Regions from separate parts of the Homo sapiens genome. Here region 1 is linked to region 2. The links are chromatin contacts, found by Hi-C in ENCODE. All regions are on one chromosome and are shown on one strand. Each heading gives the region's core, a stretch centred on a gene start or an enhancer-like site at or near the end of the contact. The rest is flanking DNA. Distances are from core to core; before and after follow the strand shown.

Region 1 (6,367 bases), core at 2,366-4,865, 380 kb before region 2:
TTGTTTTTACTGAATCTTAAACTACACAAGAGGAAAAGGGCACTAATGATACTTTGAACCACTTTTTTCCCCTCTTCTCTCTACTCTGATTCATTATCTGGATAATTCTCCCCATCTTTTAAGTCACCTCTCAGAGAGGTCTTCACTGACTTCCAGGTTATGTTTAGGTTCTTTGAATTATGCCCCCACATTTGCAGTAGTAACTTACATTGTTAGAACTCTGCAGACAGTCTTCTCATCTTGGTTCTGTTTCATCCCATCACACAGGATGAGCAGTCACTGTGTGCTCAGTGGTGTCCCTGGGCCTGATACACCACTGAGCACAGTAGGCAGGCAATAAACATTCATTTAATAAATTAACAAGTAAATATGGGTACATGCATATGTCTTATTCTCTAAACCGCATCATGAGCCCTCTGAAGGCGGAGGTAGCGTCTTCTACTTAGCATAACGTTTAACCTACCAAAGCTTCATATATAATGTGCTTCTTCCTCTGAGTTTTCAAACTTGTAATTTTCCACCAGCCTATTGATACATAGGGATGATTAAAGTACTTATATGAGTAGGGGTGGGTCCACATAGTCAAGGTGTTGTATTTCCCACTGTGGTTTCTCCTTTTTACAATACATGTGGAATCTGTAAGACTTCTTAGACTATCATAGGTTATACATTTTAAATCCAATGAATGGATCTGATTATAGTGCTAAAATGAAAAGCCTTTCCAAAGTGTAAATCATTTCTCTCTTGCTTGTTGGAATGGCTTTCTTCTAGAGATTTGGCTTTTACAAAAATGTAATATCTTTGTCATCACATTTTGGCAGTGCATTCTGAAAGCCAAGGTTTTTCAACCTTGGCACTATTGACCTTTAAGGCCAGATAAGTTTTTTTTCTATGAGGGTTGTCCTGTGCATTATAAGATGTTTAGCAACGTCTCTGGCCTCTCTACCTACTAGAATCCAGGAGCACCTGCCCCCAAATTGTGATAGGCATTGTCAAATGTAACCTGGAGAGCAAAACCACCTCTGTTTAAGAAAGAGTACTTCGTTTGTATCACACATGGTTGTTTTCCATATTTAAGATTGACTTCTAAAAAACCTAATTCTTTTTTTTTTAATCAGCCAGTCTTTGACAGACTAAATAACCTAATTCTAAAATTGATATTTAAGGAACATTTTTTTTCTGGATAGAATTTGCCTTTCTTTCTCACAAGTAAATACATGGGTTTAACAATGATTTTATGAATTTAGCATTGAAACATTCTCCAGGATCCAACCCTGGTCTTTGTTACATTGTATCATTTTGAATACCTTCCCAGTTCTCAAGACTATATATTTTAGATGCAAAGTTCCCATTCTTGTGAATACACTGCGCCTCAGGTGATTTTTCATTGCTTTCCAGGAAAGCTGTAAAAATTACTGAAGTTATTTTTGAGCCAAATAACACTTAAAGGCATCCTTCACATGTCTAAGTCACTCACATTTGTCACTGATTTCAGAGTTCCTTTTAGGTTAGGTCCATTCTGTTAGAATGTAGATGAACAAGAACAAAGTTGCATGGGCAAAGGTGAGAAGAAGGAAAAAGAACTGTCATTTAAATTGCTTTCTTAACCTACTGCTTGATAAATTCTCTTTTTTTTTTTTTTTGGAGTACAGTGTTGCTATCATACACCACTTACATTTTAGTCAGGGACTGAAATAAAAGAGTGAAGAGATCCCAGAATAGAGTGTGAGCCATTTTTTTGAAATGCCTTGGAGTAATTTTCATAATACCCTAGAACACAGCTTCACGGATGTTTTTGACATCTGGGATGACAGGAACCAGATAAAGATGCTTGCCTTTCAGACTTTGCTAAAGTGATTGCTTTCCCTAAAGGAAATCCCTAAGGAGATATCATCCTGGTAATGACCATAATGAGGTGCAGCACCCAATTACCCGAAACCATAGATTCTGAAGGGCTTGACTCTTCCTCTGCAGAGGCACTGCCAGCATCGGCTCAGCAGAATGGGAGACTTGAGCAGTGCATAACAAGCGCAATGGTTGTTACCATTGGCCATTCAGTCCTCTAGGCAGGGTGACAGCCACAAAGCAAGCTGTATTTATCATTGCTAGAATTAGTCCAAGCCTCCAGGGTTAGCTTGCTTCTGTTCTAACATTACCAGGGGTCAGCAGCTGCAGAAGCAGAGGGTCAATTTGCTAAGCCTTGTTTTTCTATCACGATGGCAGAGATAAATGCCATGAAGTACATGAATGAATTCTGGGGACTCCCCTTCTCAAGATCTTTCCTGCAGGCTTTATGCCAATTATATTCATTTGGCAAATAAGCAGCTCTGGAGAAAGATTCCGGTACTGTCAGGCAGTTTAGGACTACACTTATAGATCATTTAGCTAAATCTCTCATTTTGTGGGTGAGATGAAGAGCAGTTGTGTACCCTTGGCCAAGTCTGCATGACCTACTCTACGAAGAACCCGGATGGTTTAACTACCTAAATGAAAAAAAAAAAAAAAAAAAAATATATATATATATATATATATATATATATACCACACACTTTCTATGCTTTAGTGTGATTTTGGATGGCATGGGGCAGAGAGGGTGTCTCAGTCAGCTTGGGCTGTCATAACAAAATACCATAGAGTAGGTGGATTAAACAACAGGAATTCATTTCTCATGGTTTTGGAAGTTGAAAGTCCAAGATCAAGGGGCCAGAAGGGTCAGTGTCTGGTGAGGGCTCTTTTCTTAGGTAACAGACAGCTGCCTTCTTGTGTCCTCAGGCAGCTGGAGAGAGAAAGCAAGCTCTCTAGTGTTTCTTCTTTCTTATAAGGGCATTAATCCCTTCGTGGGGGCTCTACCCTCATGACCTTATCTAAAACGAATTACTTCTCAAAAATCCCATCTGCAAATACCATCACATTGGAGCTTAGAACTTCCACATATGAATTTGTTGGGGACATAATTCAGTCCATAGCAGGGGGAGAGGAACAGTTTCGGGACATGGGCCTCTCGGAAATGGACAGACCTGGGATGAAGAATCTTTGGATTATTACAAAGTGGTATGACAATGCTAGTTGGGTCAGGGGCTGCCAAGAGGGAGGAAACTATCCCAGGTAGTTTGACAACATGTAGGCAAAATTCATGATTTGATTTTGAACCTGACAGAAACCACTGCTCCACTTCACAGGGAACAGCAGGTGTACATGCAGCTGATGTCTGTCTGTGCTGGCACCTGCCTATGGTCACAGCTTTTTAATGGCATTGAAATTAGCAACTCTCTTCTTTCTGCATCCTGCTACATCTCCCAATATTGATTACCTTTAATTAAAATGGATATTAATTTCCTCTTAATATGACAATATCTCCAACTTATTTTATTCACCTTTCTCTCAACCTCATATAATACATGAAATGCTTTCTTTTCAGAGCTGTGCAGAATTCCCTGGAGGACAGCAACCAGTACCCCATTGTGCTAACCACAAAGGAACCCAATGAGGTAGCTGGTGGCTATGGTACAATTAGCATCAGCTAGGAATTCCCCTCGGGCTCCTTCCCTCCCTTTCATCTCCCTTTAATCTTTCTGTAGCTCCTGCCAATGGCCTTTTTTGGGGGGTCTATGTTTGCTCCTTCTCTGCCCTACTTTTTATCTCGTACACTGCAGTCAATGTTAGCACACTCTTATTTTCATTATTTGAAGCTGTCCAAGCATTCATATCTGGATTCAGTCTGGCATTTGAAAGAAATATAATGGTTTCCAAAGTCATGGTTATCATGTGATACAGATAGACATCTGCATATGCCAGGAATCTTAAAGACTACTCCTCAAATACATTTGTCATAATTTGTAGAAAATGTCACTGATAAGCATCTTCCAAACGTGCTTTTCTGGTTACTTGTAGCTTTTGTTATCGCTTATAATTCAGATAAGCTAGGTACTAGTTTATTTTGTGAAAGCGTAAGGATCCAGACAAAAAGTGTCATTGGTTTTAAGTTGTCCTGATGTTAATTCTACATACATCACTATAAACACTAGATTACCAATTTGTTCTTTTTGTGTCATTGTTAAAGTCTGCTCAATGACTCACCATGAAATCCCCTCAAAATTATCCAAATTTGGCTTCTTGGCTGTTTCCTTTTTGAGTTAAATAACCACCTAGGTCACTGCAAGTCTCTACTAATTATACACAAGAACATCTGTTCTTTAGTCAGACACAACTCCTCCCAGTTTGGCATTGACCACTCTCGTTTCGGGCTGCTTCTCTTGCATGGCAAGAGTCAGCTTATGCAAAGCATCATCACTGCTCCCACAATTAAGAATTGCCTGTGGCCGACCTCTTACTTGTGGGTCCCAGATAATTGTTAAAATGATAATAAACTCTCAACCAGTGAAGAACTGAGATAGAACATTAGATAGGACAGCTGGGAGTTCCCCTTGGGTTCCTCCCTCTCTTAATCTTTTTGTAGCTCCTGCCAGAGGAAACCAAATAAGATGCTGCCTGGAAAATGATCAATGTGGAGTCTGCAGAATAGCAGACTGATGCAATATAAAAAAGAGATAATTTCACAGCCTGTTTTTTAAAGTATAGTGATACTGGCTGTGGGGATGGCAGCATTTATTCATTCAATCAATATTTACTGAGTGTCCACCATCTGTTAGGCACGGGGCTAGGTGCTGAGAATAAAGCTGTGAAGAAACTAAAAAACAAAATAAAACAAATCCCAAAGAGCAGAGAATACTTCTCACTGTCAAATGTTTGTGGCATGCTTTTAGTACTACCCATAGAATTTGTGTTAAAATAGACTCTAGAGAACTCAAAGGCAAAGTAACAAAATGAAGGAAAGCACAGGCTGCTTGATTTTACGCTCTGTTGCTTACTATATGTAAATTTTGGGGCCTTACTTTCCTAATCTGCAAAATAAGGATATTAATTTGCGTGCCTCATAGAATCCTGTCATAATTGTGTCATAATTAAGCTAGTTAATACAGATAAGTATCCTAAATAGTGGCTGACATATAGTAAGTGTTCAATAAAATCAGGTAAAATCTAATTCAGAGATACGCTGTGATGAAAAGGATCCTATGCAATGTGTGAGTTCAATGGGAAAGATTGTCATGCTTGATTAGTAATGCTTGCCGCAAACAGCATGGTGAGTGGCGGTGCGTACGCCACTTATACATCTTCTCTGCTCTGCCCCTCACCTTACAGATGAAGCTGAAATCCAGAAAGATTAAGACATATAACTAAAATGACACGCCTAATTAGTAACAAAGCTGGAACTATAATTTACATTGCTATGCTAATTTTTGTAGACCTATAAATCATTTAATATAGGCAAAGAGATGATTTTCAGACAAGGCTACACAAATAATTTTTCAAATAAGGAAGGGAAAATCTCTACCATGTATATACATGATATCAATATCCAGAGGAACTAAGAAGAGAGTAGTTAATCTGACTTGCTGGATTTACACATTTTAGAGATGAGTTCCAATATTTAACTATTGAGCATGTTCTCTACCTGTTGCATTATTTTTCCTTTATCAAGGCTTTTAAAAATAACTGTTTAAATTCAACCTAAAGTCATTTTCATCCACTTTTCCATGATATCGTGAAATTTTTCTCAAGCGATATGCATAGGAACTTTTGGGGTCATAACGACGTGCACAAACCGGTTGGTTCTAATGGTTAGGTTTACTTATATAAGCTGGCAGCCTTGACAGCACACACTATTTTTGTTGTTTCAAATTACAGCGTATTTAGTAATAGGTCTAGGTAGAAAATTAAATGACCCCATTAAACCTAGTCACTGAATCTTTATCTATTCCTGTGTTCACAAAATAAATAGTTTTTTCTTTCTTTGTAGCTGGGGAAATTAAGACACAGAAAAGTGAATTTTCTGTGAAATGAGCCGTAAGAAGCAGAAGCAAACCCATGAGAACAGGCTTCTCCTCCTGTGTGTTAGCTGTGCAGCCTCTTATCAGTTGCCCTACATTTTACTCTTGGCAGAGAACATGGGGAATCCATGGGTGAACGCTTGTAAGGCAAAGTGTTATGTCTCTTTGTTTCAGAGACAACGAAAAATTGTACAATATAGTGTTGTCAATATGTGAAGCTAAGCTTTTTTAGCTGTAGTATGCTAATAGAGCTGACACTATCAGGTACATAGTGGGTGCCAATAAATTGCTATGAAATTAAAATTAATAAGGAATGCTATATTTAAAAGATGAACAGACACACACATTTGTACTTCACTGAGAAGTAATGAACAGCCACCCCATATCCAAGACCCATGGGATTTATTAATTCATGCAGGGATAGGTATTTCATGAACACACATAGGTTGGTGCAAACGTAATTGTGGGTTTTGCCATTT
Region 2 (6,922 bases), core at 3,550-6,049:
GCCTGGGCGACAGAGCAAGACTCCGTCTCAAAAAGAAAAAAAAAAATATATATATATATATATATATGTATATATAAAATAATATGAATATTAGAATATGAATGGTATTGTGATAGTTTTCCAAAGAGAAATTATTTATACTTTCAGGGAGTCAACATTGTAGTCAATATTACATGAAAATTAAGTAGATATATGGAAAGATCAGGCTGGCGTTTGTTGGATACATTTACTATATCTTACTGCAATATGGGAGAAATTCAGTAAGTAGCAATGGATTTATTTAATCCTTTAAAAGGGATTTCTTGATATTATAAGAGTTAATATTAACTGGGACTACTCTGATTTGCCAATTTTTAATAATCCATCAATCTGACATTTACATTTTGGCTTTGTTCAAATTATGTCCAAAAAACTGCTAATAGCTAAGCAAGAAAAACATTATATATAACACAATACTGAATAAAAGAACTCTTCAAAATTATTATTATTTATATGGTGGATCTTATTCTTTACTGATCTCTGTATTGTGTAATTTCTTAAAATTGGTACTGGACCGATGTAAAAGTTATTAAATACATTGATTTTAGTCCATTGGTTTTTATATGTTTTCAAGCAAGAAGCAGACATGAAATCTATTATCTTTGAAGTAAGAATATGTATTTATGGAGTATTTCAAGTTCAATAATTATTTCTTCCCAAAATAATAGTTTCTATATTTAATATGTAAAATAATTCTTATAGAAACCTAACAATTCTGCCATATTTTGCTGCAAATTACATAAATGAAATTGTAGTTACAAGATATTAGAATGGCTGTAACCCACAAACCCTGCTGTTAAAACTAGAAAATAGAAAATTAATCTGGTACTATAAGGAGAGAAGAGAGGAGAGATAAATTACAGCCGGTGTGGCAAGAGTTGTGGGATAAATATTATCCTAATACCTATTTCAGCATCAAATAGGTATTCACTCCAGTCTGTCTATATTCATAATCTCCCTTTCTCTTTTATTCACTATTTTTTTCTTCCCCGGCATACTTTCTATTTAACTACACTGTAGAATAAAATTATTAAAAAATACTGTTTATTCCTTTTTGAAATTTCCAAAAATAGCAGTCAATTTGAAATGTTCATATTCCAATAACTACAAGAATATATAAGCCATCAACATCAAGGGAATTGTACTTGTTTCTTTCCCCTCATCTCTAATGAAGTTAAATTTTGGCCTGTCTGAGAAGAGCTGGTCTAACAGTTTTAATTGTGCAGAGATGGAATAGGCTGCCACCTGAGGTAGTAACCATCCTGTCAGAAACTGAACAAACATCTATGACAGCCAGCCTCCAAGATGGCCTCTGCTCACCACCCTCTCCTGGTTGGTATTCACACCTTTGTGTGATCTTGTCCGGAATTTCAGTAATGATATGTGACCAATAGAATATGGCAGAAGTGATAGTATGTCCCTTCCAAGATTTGGTTGTAAAAGGCACTGCATCGTATATTTTGGTCAATCTCTCTCACTCCCATGGATCACTCACTCAGGGAAGCCGGCTGCCATGTTGTGAGTGGCCCTGTGGAGAGACCTACGCAGTGAGGAAGTGAAGCCTCTTGTCAACAGCTTGTAGAAGTGGATCCTTGTGCCACAGCCTAGTTGTCAGATGACTGCAGCCCCAGCTGACAGCTTCACTGCAGCCTCATGTGCGATCCTGAGCCAGAACCACCCAACTAAACTGCTCCCACAATCCCAAACCTCAAATTGGGTGAGATAATAAATGTGTGTTGTTTTAAATTGCTAAGTTTTGGAGTAATTTTGTATGCAGCTGTAGATAAGTAATATACCATCTGACAGGAATATTTCCTTTGGGTGCAAGATGAGATTTTATGATTACTCACATATCTTCTAATTCTTGTGTTTGTTAAAACAAATGGAGGTGGGGAGAAACTTCCCATTAAGCATTTTATAACCAGACAATGTAACTGTAGAGTTTAACCAAAGTAATTTGTAGGGCAACAAAATGTTTCTGCAAGGGAAGGAGCAATAGCAAGTAATCTTTGTAGTTTCCCATTGATAGTCCATTTATCTCTGCCACAAATTAGAAGTTGTAAAGATTAGGTGCACAGGTGGGCAGGTAAGACATAGCATTAATCACAGTATTAAGACAGCAGTTGACTGTAATATTAGGCTCATTAGATAGGTAGATAGATACACACACACACACACTCATTACAGTGATAGAAACAAATATTGGTCTTCAGTCTCATCAGGATATTGTGTTTGTGATAAGCTATTGTCATAAAATGTCCCAAACCAATACACAAACCTAATAAAAAGTCAGGCAGAAGAAAAAGAAAAGGCAAATAGTTGCAAAAGAGTAAGGTAAGAGTTGTTCAACTAAGGCAGCTATCAGTGGGTGGGTGAGCACATTAGTAAACTCAGCACCTGAGATGAGTGTATGGATATCAGACTTGATCAAAATGCCAAATTTATATAAAGATTACACTTGGAGTCTTTTATTTGCTTGTAAATGTTATCTAATGAGTTACTAAAAATTATACATATAGCCCATATGCTGATTTCAAAAATCATTTTAAAAAAATCACAGACAGCTTGTTTGCCCAGAATGCAGTTGATTTTTGATCATTGTTGTCATAAGACATGGATGTATGTAATCATCTGAAATTTACCCAAATATCATTGAGCTTTTAGTTTTGACTTTCCAGCAACTGGTGCACCTGGAGAAACTTGTGCTGTCTGCTGTCTTTAGATAGAAATTTGCTGGAAGTATGAAAGAGCAATTGAAATAATTATTTTTACTTTCTTGATCTCCTCTTGTTGCCTGCTAATCAGGGAAATAAAGAAAAAAGTGAACAGACAAATAAAGAAGCAAAGGTCCTCCCCAGTCAGCTCTGAAGATACCTATGCTCTGTGCTCCCCGTTGATCTAGCGAGGCCTTCAAAAATGATTTAGCCCACTAGGAGTTCTCCAGTTCTTAGGATAAGCATTTATGCCCAAATTGCCATTATAGTGATTTTCTGTGCTCTCTAGTCTGTGGCATTGTATTTTTATCATCCAAGCAAGTGATTAGTGGAATCTATTCATGCTTTATCTGTGGCAAACTCAAATTTACATTCTTTCCCAGCTTGAGGGCTGTATAGTTGGATGGAGTGTAGAGCTACTTATAAAGGGCCTGCAAGAAGAAGTGATGGAGGTTGGTTGGCTAATGGGTAGTTTTATTCAATATAATTTATTTTGAAAAATCAGCTAAATGAAAAGTAACTCCATGGTCAAAATGATCTTTTGTGTATCCTACAAATTTCAAATTCCATTATATCACTGAGATTAATAAACACACTATAAGAGCAAAATATCTTAAGAGAGTTCCTCATACTGAACTATTCAGTGTTAATTATATTAATAGTTGGGCATGGTGGGTGATGCCTGTAATCCTAGCACTTCTGGAGTCTGAGGAGGGAGGATCGCTTGAGCCAAGGAGTTCAAGACCAGCCTGGGCAGCATAGGGAAACCCTATCTCTCCAAAAAACAAAAAAAGTAGCCAGGTATGATGGCACACACCTGTGGTCCCAGCTACTGAGAAGGCGGAGGCAGGAAGATCAGTTGAGCCGGGGAGGTCAAGGCTGCAGTGAGACATGAGTGCACCATTGCAGTGCAGCCTGAGCAACAGTGAGACACTGAAGAGAGGAGGGAAGGAAGGAAGGAAGGAAGGAAGGAAGGAAGGAAGGGAGGGAGGGAGGGAGGGAGGGAAGGGGAGGGAGGGAAGGGGAGGGAGGGAAGGAAGGAAGGAAAGAAAGCAAAAGAAGAAACAAAGAAAAAGGAAAGGAAAGGAAGGAAGGAAGGAAGGGGAGGGAAGGAAGGAAGGAAAGAAAGAAAAAGAAGAAACAAAGAAAAAGGAAAGGAAAGGAAGGAAGGAAGGAAGGGGCTGGGTGCAGTGGCTCACACCTGTAATCCCAGCACTTTGGGGGGCCGAGGCAGGAGGATCACAAGGTCAGGAGGTTGAGACCATCATGGCTAACACAGTGAAACCCGGTCTCTACTAAAAATACAAAAAAATTAGCCAGGTGTGGTGGTGGTCGCCTGCAGTCCCAGCTATTCCAGAGGCTGAGGCAGGAGAATGGCGTGAACCTGGGAGGTGAAGCTTGCAGTGAGCCGAGATCGTGCCACTGCACTCCAGCCTGGGTGACAGAGGGAGACTCCGTCAAAAAGAAAGAAAGAGAGAAAGAAGGGAGGAAGAGAGGATGGGAGGGAGGGAGGAAAGGAAGGAAGGAAGGAAGGAAGGAAGGAAAAATTACATTAATATGATTAAGATTTACCGGAAATCTGTCATTATTTGAGAGAAAGAATTTTGTCTGATGCACAGAGAAAGGAAGGGGAGCCTGAGAAGTTCTAGGTGGGTATGTTTTGGCTAGGCAGGGGAGCACTGGAAAGCAAGTGAAAAGCACAAAAGGAAATTCAAAGGTAAGATTCAAAGATTCCAATCTTCCTACCTTCCTCATGGTTTTGCCGAGGGCTGTTTCAAAGGTTGGTGCACCTGGAGAAAGCCTTGCCATCTGCTCCCTTTGGACAGCCTCAAGTTTGCCTCTGCTGGAAGTGAGCTTCCAAAATTAGTCTGGAACATTAAAAACCTCGGTTTCCATTAATTCAGCTCAAGGTCCCCAAGGACTAGCATATTTAATCTAGATTTAGCTGATTAGCCTGCATTTCGCTGTGTAATTCCCATCCTTGGCTGCTAAAATGGGAGGAAAAAAGAGCAAGTGAAAGTAACAAGTCCTGTCGGGATTTGGCTCAAGGCAGGAGTTAGAGAAGCCAGGTGGCAGACTGCCTGGGAGGAAGTGCAGAGTGGGAACCAAGGGTGAGGCAGAGGTAGAGTGTAGAGTTGAAGGTCAGTGAAGGTGAAGAATGAGTCTTATGAAGTAGTTATTGATGCAAGGGCAGGAATCTAGCTACTGACAGATCATCAAGGATTAAGAGAAAATCTTACACAATACTTACCAGAGAACAATGACATTGAACTTTGTTCCTCTGACCGGATGTGGATCTCAAAATGTGAGTTCAGTGTGGGAGCCAAGCTAGCACATACATCTGCTGGCTTAGAGGAAGAGGATGGAGATGAGAAAAGCAAATGATTGCCTTGGAATGTTTAGAGCAAATGGATGCACTTTCCACATCTTCTCTTTCCCTCTCTATTTTTAGTTCAATATACAAGGATTTCTGTGGCTCCAAGAAATCTCAACATCCTTTTCCTAAAAATACAGGAAGCTCCTGGATGGACTTTATGAATTTTCCATTTTATAATTGATTTTGCCTCACCAACCCTGGTCCTACAGAACGTAATTTAACAAAGCACATATGACTTATTTATATTTATGAGAAGTTGTGGGAAAATATCTTCATATGTGATGCTTAAAGAAATGTTGACTTCAGAAAGACTATTTGCTTTCGTTATCATAATAGTTGAGCCAATATTAACCAAATTATTTTTAATGAGTAGGGAGTCATTCATTTTGAGAGAAAATGTTTATAAATCATATCTTCTCATTCATGTAGTTTAATGTTCTGAAGTAACTGAAATCTATCTAAAAGAAAAAACACATTAAAAAAATACAAAGATGATGTACAAAGAGCACCTATTGAATTTGATGGCAACTGCCCTTCCATAGGATATGCTGAAATGAACCAGAATTGATTAATTGCACATTTATCCATTTATTTTTCTTTTAAATATTGAAGTTCTGGGCACCAATTACCAAGATAAAGTGAGGAGGAGGACATAGGCCTTGCCTTTATTCAACTTAAACATTTAATGGAAGTATTTTTCATCTAGAATTTTCTTTATCCTCTTTGGCCATATTTGGTAGTAGATCAGATTTTAGGACTATTCATAAAGTCTTTTTGTATTTCTTAAATTATGCATTTTATTTAATATTTACTTAAAAATTATTTTAAAATATCACTTCAAACAAATTTTAATAAGAATTCATTTAAATGAATGGAAGAATTTTTTAAATCTCATATATGGGCATTTTTGGTAATTAAAAGCAATACGGAAAGATACCTACTCTGTTAGTTTTCTAGTCAGTAATATTATTTTACTTTGTATTGATAGTTGCAGAACCACTCAGTATGAAAATGCGTCCTGGTATAATAATAGAAGGCAGGCCCGGTACGGTGCCTCACACCTGTAATCCCAACACTTTGAGAGGCCGAGATGGGCAGATCACGAGGTCAAGAGATTGAGACCATCCTGGCCAACATGAAGAAACCCCATCTCTACTAAAAATACAAAAATTAGCTGGACGTGGTGGCACGTGCCTGTAGTCCCAGCTACTCCGGAGGCTTGAGGCAGGAGAATCGCTTGAACACGGGAGGCAGAGATTACACTGAGCCGAAATCACACCACTGCACTCTAGCCTAGTGACAGAGTGAGACTTCGTCTCAAAAAAAAAATAATAAAATAATAATAATAATAATAGAAGGCAATATTGTGAATACTTACCATGTTACACCTCTGTTCTTAGTGCTTTACAGGGGTGATCTCATTTAATCCTCCTCTCTCAATTCTATGACATAAGTAATATTACATCCATTTTACAGATATGGAAACAGAGGCATGCTGAAATTGAGTAAATTTGCCAGGGACACATAACTAGGGATTACTGAGGGTGGTTCAAACCCAGGGAGTCTGGGTACAGAGAGTGTGCCCACTGGCACTCTGCTGTGTTGCCCACGTAGCACCTGGATGTTGCTGTGTCCCTGAGGATTTTAAAATCTATTGCTTTTCATGTCTAGACACAGGATCAGGAGTCATTTGAACAATGACCAGTTTTATTCCTATTTCCTTGCAAGTAATTAAATGCTAACAATCATTTAATTTAGTGTCATGTAGTACAAAATGCATTCATTTGTTTTA

What was found. A loop is a pair of places that touch in the nucleus more often than their neighbours do. Pooled maps may share reads with other maps.
Region 1: a loop to region 2 is called in a map with no recorded cell type, with 2.8 times the contacts of the local background. The contact joins the enhancer-like site here to the promoter of DLGAP1-AS5 in region 2. A Hi-C loop is called at or near these places in 6 of 37 single-sample maps with no recorded cell type and 3 of 50 pooled maps.

Annotation. Positions count from the first base shown.
Region 1 is chr18:4,637,644-4,644,010 of GRCh38, reverse strand. No RefSeq gene overlaps it. Among named protein-coding and RNA genes, the nearest start is that of DLGAP1, 190 kb to the right of the region's middle. Within about 2 kb of position 3,615, at least 2 of the 41 ENCODE cell types and tissues checked have a DNase peak (open chromatin) inside an H3K27ac peak, as active enhancers do.
Region 2 is chr18:4,262,479-4,269,400 of GRCh38, reverse strand. DLGAP1-AS5 (DLGAP1 antisense RNA 5) reads right to left here and starts at 4,799. Exons shown (of 3, transcript NR_036489.1): 1 at 4,500-4,799. The region is part of intron 1 of DLGAP1 (DLG associated protein 1); the gene reads left to right.